Regions from separate parts of the Homo sapiens genome. Here region 1 is linked to region 2. Evidence: read pairs that join two places in POLR2A ChIA-PET (ENCODE). Cell type or tissue: Caco-2. All regions are shown on one strand. Each heading gives the region's core, and the rest is flanking DNA. Links, peaks and the distances in the headings are about the cores only. Region 1 has its middle 16 kb from the start of SYT12. Region 2 overlaps KDM2A (lysine demethylase 2A).

The links. ChIA-PET counts read pairs that join two places held together with the same protein. Peaks named below come from ENCODE experiments on the same cell type or tissue, not always from the same donor. Only the 100,000 strongest peaks of a DNase experiment are listed, where the experiment ranks them.
Region 1: POLR2A ChIA-PET joins it to region 2 with 7 read pairs; 4 of 35 experiments call an interaction of 5 or more read pairs at or near these places.

The regions. Positions count from the first base shown.
Region 1 is chr11:67,004,462-67,008,845 of GRCh38, reverse strand. It overlaps a transcript of SYT12 not described here. Among named protein-coding and RNA genes, the nearest start is that of SYT12, 16 kb to the left of the region's middle. In Caco-2, for the core only: no CTCF peak of the experiment used is centred there; a DNase peak (open chromatin) is centred at 2,135.
Region 2 is chr11:67,256,310-67,260,693 of GRCh38, reverse strand. It overlaps KDM2A (lysine demethylase 2A), which reads right to left. Exons shown (of 21, transcript NM_012308.3): 21 at 2,612-4,384. Among named protein-coding and RNA genes, the nearest start is that of GRK2, 8.0 kb to the left of the region's middle. In Caco-2, for the core only: no CTCF peak of the experiment used is centred there; a DNase peak (open chromatin) is centred at 1,959.

The sequences.
Region 1 (4,384 bases), core at 292-4,291, 250 kb after region 2:
GCCAGGCTGGGTGCAGTGGCTCACGCCTGTACTCCCAGCACTTTGAGAGGCTGAGGCAGGCAGATCACATGAGGTCAGGAGTTCATGACCAACATGGTTGAAACCCCGTCTCTACAAAAATACAAAAATTAGCCAGGCATGATGCCGCATGCCTGTAATTCCAGCTACTCAGGAGGCTGAGGTGGGAGAATCACTTGAACCCAGGCGGTGGAGGTTGCAGTGAGCCGAGCTCATGCCATTGCACTCTAGCCTGGGCAACAGGGTGAGACTCTGTCTCAAAAAGAAAAAAAAAGAGAGATGTAGCCATCTCACACCTGTAGTCCTAGATACTCTGGAGGCCAAGGTGGGAGGATCACTTGAGCACCAGAGGTTGAGGCTGCAAAGAGCTATGATCACGACACTGCACTTAGCCTGGGCAACAGAGCAAGAACTTGTCTCTAAAAAAAAAGAAGAAATGTAGCCAAGAATAAACACCAGCAGGTGACAGAGGTGGGATTCAAACCAATAGTAACAAGTAATAGTAAAGAGTTGATGAATAAGCAGTGAATAAAAGAACTGAAAGGAGGAAAAATCAGATTAAGAAGGGCTTCCTGGCCGGGTGTGATGGCTCAAGCCTGTAATCTCAGCACTTTGGGATGCTGAGGCAGGCGGATCACGTGAGTTCAGGAGTTCAAGACCAGGCTGGCAAACATGGCAAAACCCTGTCTCTACTAAAAATACAAAAATTAGCTGGGCGTGGTGGCACGCGCCTCTAGTCCCAGCTACTCGGGAGGCTGAGGCAGGAGAACCGCTTGAACCCGGGAGGCGGAGGTTGCACTGAGCCGAGATCAGGCCATTGCACTCCAGCCTGGGTGACAGAGCGAGACTCTGTCTTAAAAAAAAAAAAAAAAGTTAGGGCTTCCTCAGGATCAGGAAGGAAGTGCTCCTTGTCAAAAATGAAAAGGAAAAAACCCTCTTTCCAAATCCACTTTTTAAAAAATAGGCCCGGGTGCAGTGGCTCACACCTGTAATCCCAGCACTTCGGGAGGCCAAGGAGGGTGGATCACCTGAGTTCAGGAGTTCAAGTCCAGGCTGGCCAATGTAGGGAAACCCCGTCTCTACTAAAAATACAAAATTAGCTGGGCATGGTGGCACATGCCTGTAAGCCCAGCTACTCTGGAGGCTGAGGCAGGAGAATCGCTTGAACCCGGGAGGCGGAGGTTGCAGTGAGCCGAGGCCGCCCTGTTGCACTCCAGCCCGGGCAACAACAGTGAAACTCTGTCTCAAAATAAACAAATAAATAAATAAATAAATAAGAAAAGAAATATACGAATTCCTCCTCCCCACCCACTCCCTTTTATTATTGCCTCCCACTCAGGAACTGAGAACTCCGCAGATAAAAATAGCAAACCTGAAGGAGTTTGAAGGAAGTGTTCAGTGGAGCACCCCACACAGCTGTGACCCCTGGGTCCTTCAGAACCTGAGAGGGAGGCCCCTGGGTAAGGCTGGGGACAGGCCATGGTGCAGTCCCTGGGAAGGCCCTTCGCCCACGAGCCCGACGCAGGGCATGAGAGTTCCTCAGTCTCAGGCTCCCCTTAGGGATGAGTGTCTTCTGGGCTTCCCGTACCAGCCCCTCTGGGCCAGGAGATCTGGAGCCCTGCTGTGGTTCCTTCGGCCTCCTACTCACTGGGTAGCCTACCCTGCCTCTCCATCACCCCAGGTCTTGGCCTCAACTTGCCTCCCAGGTGTTCAGGCGCCCTTAACCCCATCAGGAAGTCCACTCCCTCACCATGCGGCCCACTCCCGTAACTTGCTCATCCTTCAGGACCTGACTCATTTTCCCTTCGTCGGCTAAGCCTTCCCAACCACTAGCAAGTAACAGAAAACCGCTCAAGCTGGCTGAAGCAACAGAGGTGGCTTTAACAAAAAGATAAAGCATTGCAAGGCACCTCAAGGCAGCAGCGCTGCCAAATGTCCATAAAGGACAGGATCAGGGTTGGAGAGACCATTATGAGCCCAAGTGCCCTTCAGCTTCCTTTTTCCTTCTCTGCCAGCCACAGCTCCCCCAATTAACATTTTCTAGAACTTCAACCTGAGCCAGTGTCAGGAGAGAGCTCTGATTGGCTAACTTGGGTCAGGTGATCAGCCCTCCTCCAACCCACAGTGACCGAGAGAGGGGGTCACGTGATACATACGAACATGGCTGCCGAAGCCTTCCCTTGACAAGGGGTAGAGTGAGGGATAGTGACAGCTAAGAATGCATCTCTGATGGCTGCTCATTCTTCACTTCGCTTTTCCTGTCTCTGCTTGTGTTCTGCTTGCTGTTTGAACTGGTTATATGCGTGCCTACCTCTGTGCATGAGCACATATGAGGACTCCAGCCTGCATTAAACACGGACCCCTGACCTCTGTATCTAGTTCAAGGCCTCCATCCTGAACCTCTCTTTAGGATTGGCTTCACAGGTGTAAAACCTGAGCTTGCACACAGGGCCCAGTACATGGTTAATGCTCTGCTGTTGCTGTCTTAAAATTCTCTCTCTCTCTCTCTTTTTTTTTTTTTTTTTTTTTTTTTTTTTTTGTCGAGACAGGGTCTAGCTCTGTTGCTCTAGGCTAGAGTTGAGTGGCGCAATCACCGCCCATGGTGTTACCGGATATGGGTCCTAGTCCAGACCCCAAGAGAACGTTCTTGGATCTTGCACAAGAAAGAATTTGGGACGAGTCTATAAAGTGAAAGCAAGTTTATTAAGAAAGTAAAGCAACAAAAGCATGACTACTTCATATGCAGAGCAGCCCCAAGGGCTGCTGGTTGCCCATTTTTACGGTCCTTTTTTTTTTTTTTTTTTTTGAGAAGGAGTCCCACTATGTCATCCAGGCTAGAATGCAGTGTCACGATCTCGGCTCACCGCAACCTCCGCCTCCCGGGTTCAAGCAATTCTCCTGTCTCAGCCTCCTGCGTAGCTGGATTACAGGTGTGCACCACCATACCTGGCTAATTTTTTGTATTTTCAGTAGCAACAGGGTTTCACCATGTTGGCCAGGCTGGTCTCGAGCTCCTGATCTCAAGTGATCTGGCTGCCTCGGCCTCCCAAAGTGCTGAGATTACAGGCATGAGATTAGTTCTTGATTATATGCTAAACAAGAGGTGGATTACTCATGCCTCCCCTTTTTAGACCACATAGGGTAACTTCCTGGCATTGCCATGGCATTTGTAAACTGTCACGGCGCTGATGGGAATGTAGCAGTGAGGACGACCAGAGGCCGCTCTCATCGCCATCTTGGTTTTGGTGGGTTTTTGCCGACTTCTTTACTGCAACCTGTTTTATCAACAAGGTCTTTATGACCCGTATCTCGTTCCGACCTCCTGTCTCATCCTGTGACTAAGAATGCCTTAACCTCCTGCGAATGCAGCCCAGTAAGTCTCAGCCTTATTTTACCAAGCCCCTACTCAAGATGGAGTTGCTCTGGTTCAAACACCTCTGACAATTGCAGTCTCAACCTTCTGGGTTCAAGGGATCCTCCTGCCTCAGCCTCCTGAGTAGCTGGGACAACAGGTGCGTGTCACCACACCCAGCTAATTAAAAAATTTTTTGTAGAGATGAGATCTCACTGTGTTACTCAGGCTGGTCTCAAACTCCTGGGCTCAAGCGATCCTCCTGCCTCAGCCTCCCAAAGTGCCTTGAAATTCTCAATAATTTTTGAACAGGGAGTCCAGCGTTTTCATTTGGCACGAGGCCCTGCAAATTATATACCTGGTCCTGCCTTTCTCCTTGAGCCATCTTGAGTCATTATTCCCAACCTGACAATATTAGTCTGCTGGGGCTGCCATAACAAAACAGCGTGGACTGGATGGCTTACACAGCAAAAATCTATTTTCTCACAGCTCTGGAGACTGGAAATCTAAGATCAAGATGCCATCAGGGTTGGTTTCTGCCCTCTTCCTAGCTTGTAGAGGGCTGCCCTCCCCTATGTCCTCACCTGGCCTTTTTCTCTTTGCCTCGTGGAGCCTCTTCCTTTTTTTTTTCTTTTCTTTTCTTTTCTTTCTTTCTTTTCTTTTTTTTTTTTTTTTGAGACAGAGTCTTGCTCTGTTGCCAGGCTGGAGTGCAGTGGTGCGATCTCGGCTCACTGCAACCTCCGCCTCCCTGGTTCAAGTGATTCTCCTGCCTCAGCTTCTCGAGTAGCTGGGATTACAGGCACGAGCCACCACGCCCAGCTAATTTTTGTATTTTTAGTAGAAACGGGGTTTCACCATGTTGGCCAGGATGATCTCGATCTCCTGACCTTGTGATCCACCCGCCTCGGCCTCCCATAGTGCTGGGATTACAGGCGTGAGCCACCGCGCCCGGCCGCCTCTTCCTCTTATAAGGACACCAGTCTTGTTGGATTAGAGCCCCACTCTTATGACCTT
Region 2 (4,384 bases), core at 201-4,200:
TGGAGTGGGAGGCAGAGGCTGGATGACAGCATTGACGGGGGAAAGTCAGGTGTCCCTGACCTCTGGGGCCTGCCGTCAGTTTCCTGCACCTACATGGGTGTCAACGCTGAGATTTCCTTCTGGACCTGGGCTCTGAGAATTGTGGCCTGGAAAGATGGTGAACAGACTGGTCTTTTTTTGAGACAGAGTCTCAACTGTGTCGCCCAGGCTGGAGTGCAGTGGCACGATCATGGCTCACTACAGGCTGAGGTGAGTCTCCTGCCTCAACCTCCTGAGTAGGTGGGATTACAGGCACATGCCACCTTGTCTGGCTAATTTTTTTTTTTTTTTTTTTGAGACAGAGTGTCGCTCTGTCACCCAGGCTGGAGTGCAGTGGTGCGATCTTGGCTCACTGCAACCTCTGCCTCCCGGATTGAAGCAATTCTCCTGCCTCAGCCTCCCGAGTAGCTGGGATTACAGGTGCACGCCACCACGCCCGGCTTATTTTTGTATTATTAGCAGAGATGGGCTTTCACCATGTTGGTCAGGCTGGTCTGGAGCTCCTGACCTCAGACGATCCACCTGCCTTGGCCTCCCAAAGTGCTGGGATTACAGGTGTGAGCCACCGTGCCTGGCTGTGTGTTTTTGTAGAGACCGGGTTTTGACATGTTGACCAGGCTGGTCTTGAACTCCTGGCTTCAAGTGCCCCTCCCACCTTGGCCTCCCAAAGTGCTAGGATTATGGGCGTCAGTCACTGTGCCTGGCCTGATCCAGTCTGGAGTAAAGGAGGAGATGGTTTCCCAGAGAAAGTAATAGATAAACCGAGTTAGGTGTACCAGGTGGAGTGAACAGGACATACAAAGACCCAGAGATGGTGTTAATTGAAAAGTTGGCTGTGAGTGGAGAGGAAGAGGAGGGACAAATGGTGGGCAATGAAGCCGGAGGGCCTGGCAGCCTCATGGGCCACATTACATGCCACATTCAGACTTTATCCTGAGATGAACACAATGAAGGGTTTTAAGCAGGGGAGGGAAGTAGTCAAATCAGTCTTTTTTTTTTGAGATGGGGTCTCGCTCTTGTCACCCAGGCTGGAGTGCAATGGTGCGATCTCAGCTCACTGCAACCTCCACCTCCCGGGTTCAAGCGATTTTCCTGCCTCAGCTTCCCAAGTAGCTGGGATTACAGGCATGCGCCACCACACCCGGCTAATTTTTGTATTTTTAGTAGAGACAGGGTTTCACCATGTTGGCCAGGCTGGTCTTGAACTCCTGACCTCTGGTGATCTGCCTGCCTTGGCCTCCCAAAGTGCTGGGATTACAGGCGTGAGCCACTGTACCCAGCCAAATCAATCTTTTCAGATAAATGTCTGGCTACCAACATGGAGGACAGGGGGTTGGACCGGGACCCTTGGGGCTTTTCCTGTGGTTGAGGTTCTAGACAGTGGTGGCTTCCACTAGGGTGGCAGAGATGAGATTAGTAAGGGCAGATGGGTTTCTGAGATATTTAGGGGCAAAACTGACACTTTTCCTTCCCTGGAAACATCCAAACATGGCCACATCCATATCCGTCCTTGGGGGAACCAACATTAAATCAGCCCATTGTGCAACGCCCTTGTCCACTTCTAGACTGTGCTCCAGAATCGGAGATGGTCCTTTACTATCAGTTTGGGGAATAGGATGGGCGGAGATCCCCAGATTCCTTTGGAGGTAGTGATGGAAGCCTGCTCAGGCTCTCCCAGATGGGACTGCAGCCCTCCTGAGACTCAGCAGTCAGGTAAGGAGGCAGTTCTCTGGCAGCATCTGGCGCACATATTTAAAGACTGGAAACTTGGACTCAACATGCTGGGCGATGAGCAGCAGTAGGATGAGGTGGGAGACACGCTGGTCACAGCCTGCCTGGGCCAGACCCTGCTCAGCTACTTTCTGCAGCTTTAGCAGATGGAATTGGCACTGGCTGATGGCTTGGCAGTTGTGGGGATGAAAGATTAGAGATGCCCCAGCCCATTCTAAGGAGTGTACCACTGGGTGCCTCTGCAGGGCTGCTCTTTTTGGGTGAGAGAATGTCAGGTAATCTCACACTTAAAATGTTCACATCCATTACAAAGTTCACCTTGGGGCTGCGCGCGGTGGCTCATGCTTATAATCCCAGCACTCTGGGAGGTGGAGGCGGGCAGATTACCTGAGGTCAGGAGTTCAAGACCAGCCTGGCCAACATGGTGAAACCCCGTCTCTACAAAAATACACACACACACACACACACACAAATTAGCTGGACATGATGGTAAGTGCCTGTAATCCTAGCTACTCCGGAGGCTGAGGCAGAAGAATCGCTTGAACCCAGGAAGCGGAGGCTGCAGTGAGCTGAGATTGTGCCCTTGCACTCCAGCCTGGGCGACAGAGCGAGACTCCATCTCAAAAAATAAAAATAAAAAAAAAGTTCACCTTGATGAAGTAAACGTTGTATTTCTAGAAGCAAGTGCTGCTTTTTTGGTGTTTAAAAAATAAGCTAAGGAAAACCAAGCAGTAAACATGCCCCCTAGTTCTGCTGCTGCTGCTGAGAGGTGAAGCAAGGGCTCCGTGGCCTTAGCCTTCTGACTTGCTCACACGCACACACCGAAGCAGAAAAGGTTTAGTTTTTGTTTTTAAAGCCTTTTTATTTTTTTAAAAAAACAAAAACCCCCAAACAAAAACAAAACCTAAATTAAAATATTTCCCATTGGAGGCTATTTCTTTTTTTGTCTTTTAAAAATTTTATTACACAAATATCACCCATTCCCACGTGTCAGAGGAAAGATGTCCTTGCTCTCTCTAAAACCAATAGTGGAGAACTTTTGGAAAACAAAACAAAGTCCAACTAGCTTCCTCCTTCTCTGGCCCAAAATAACCTCAATGTGTCAACTGAGATAGCATAAGACTTATCCCCTTAATGCTTACATTTAATTTAAACTTTTTAGCACAACATTGGAGATTGACTCTAAATCAGCAACAAAAAAATATATATTTACAATATTTCTCCGAAAAACAAAAAACACAACCAAACCCTTTAAACATAAGTGACTTTAGGAGTTTTATTTATGGAGCAGTTATTTTTTTAATCACCAAGTGATTTTATATTATATATATATAAATTTTCTTCCTTTCCTTTGTGGTTTTTCGCCCCGGTGCTTGGAAAGATGGAGGCAGGGGTTCTGGTCCTGCAGTCTGAGGGCAGGCTCTCCTGGCAAGGCCGTGTCTAAGAGCAGATTGTAGGACATGCGATGGACTCCCCAGGTTCCTCTGTCCCCCAACAGAGACACTTCTTTCCTCCACATGGACCAACCCTCACCTCTAAAAACCATTTCCCCTCACAGTCCCAAAGAAAAGGAAAACCCAGCAAGGGCATGGTCCATCTGCTGCCTTTTCTGGGCTCCCTTTTCTGCTGACCAATTTACGTGCACGGTAAAAATGCATGTTTTTCCAAACCCCAAAAAACAAACATAAAAACCAAAACCCAAAAGAAACCATTGGCTTGGAAATTTCTGTGGATGAAATGTCCCAAAGTCAGAGGCACTCTCCCGGCACAATCCCTGCTCTGAAGGGGTCTCTCCACCTCCCCTTTTATAAAAAGACAACAAAATAAAACAAAGTAATCTTTTCAGTATTTTCCACAGGAGCAACCAAAGAAAAAGGCAGGAAGCTTCCAATTATAGGTCATTAACGATAATAAGGTTTTTGCTCAATACCCAGGGTTCTTTACAGAGAAGTTCCCCTAACTGAGGCACTCTGGAATAAGTCACTGGCATTTCCTCAAAGTTTCAACCCCAGATTATTGGGGCCTGGAGACCAATGGAAGTGGGCAGAGGGTCATGGGAGCAGACTGCTGTTTGTAAGGTGCAGTCAAAAGATTCAGCAGATTGGAAGAAACAAACAAAATGCCACCCCCTACCAGGATCCAGTTTCTTCTAAGGCCAGTTAATGCCAGGGTCAAAACTGGCCTAGGTGGCAAAGAGGGGACCACTCTGCCTCTATTGCTTTGGAAGTGGCAAGGGTGCAGTTGGCGTCTCTCTTCTCAGTGGCTCACACTTTAGACCCCTGGTGCCTGGGCTCCATTCCCTAACTCTGTAGGGCTTCAGGAAGAGGAAAGCCTGAGACTGGGCTACAGGAAGAGGGCCAGAAAGGGACAGGGATGGACGACCAAAAGGCGGGGCGGGGTGGGGGGAAGAGGTTGTGCTATCAGTATCCTTACAGAGGGGGAGCAGAGTGCAAATTTGCATCAATCATTTATAAGCTCTTGCCATAGGCTGCTGCTACTGAGCATCTCCTCACACACTTAAAAATATTGACCCAAAAGAAATTCCGACCTTTCTTTCTTTCTTTTTTTTTTTAAAGTGCAAAAAGCTCTCTGCTGCCCTAGAGAGAGGATCTTT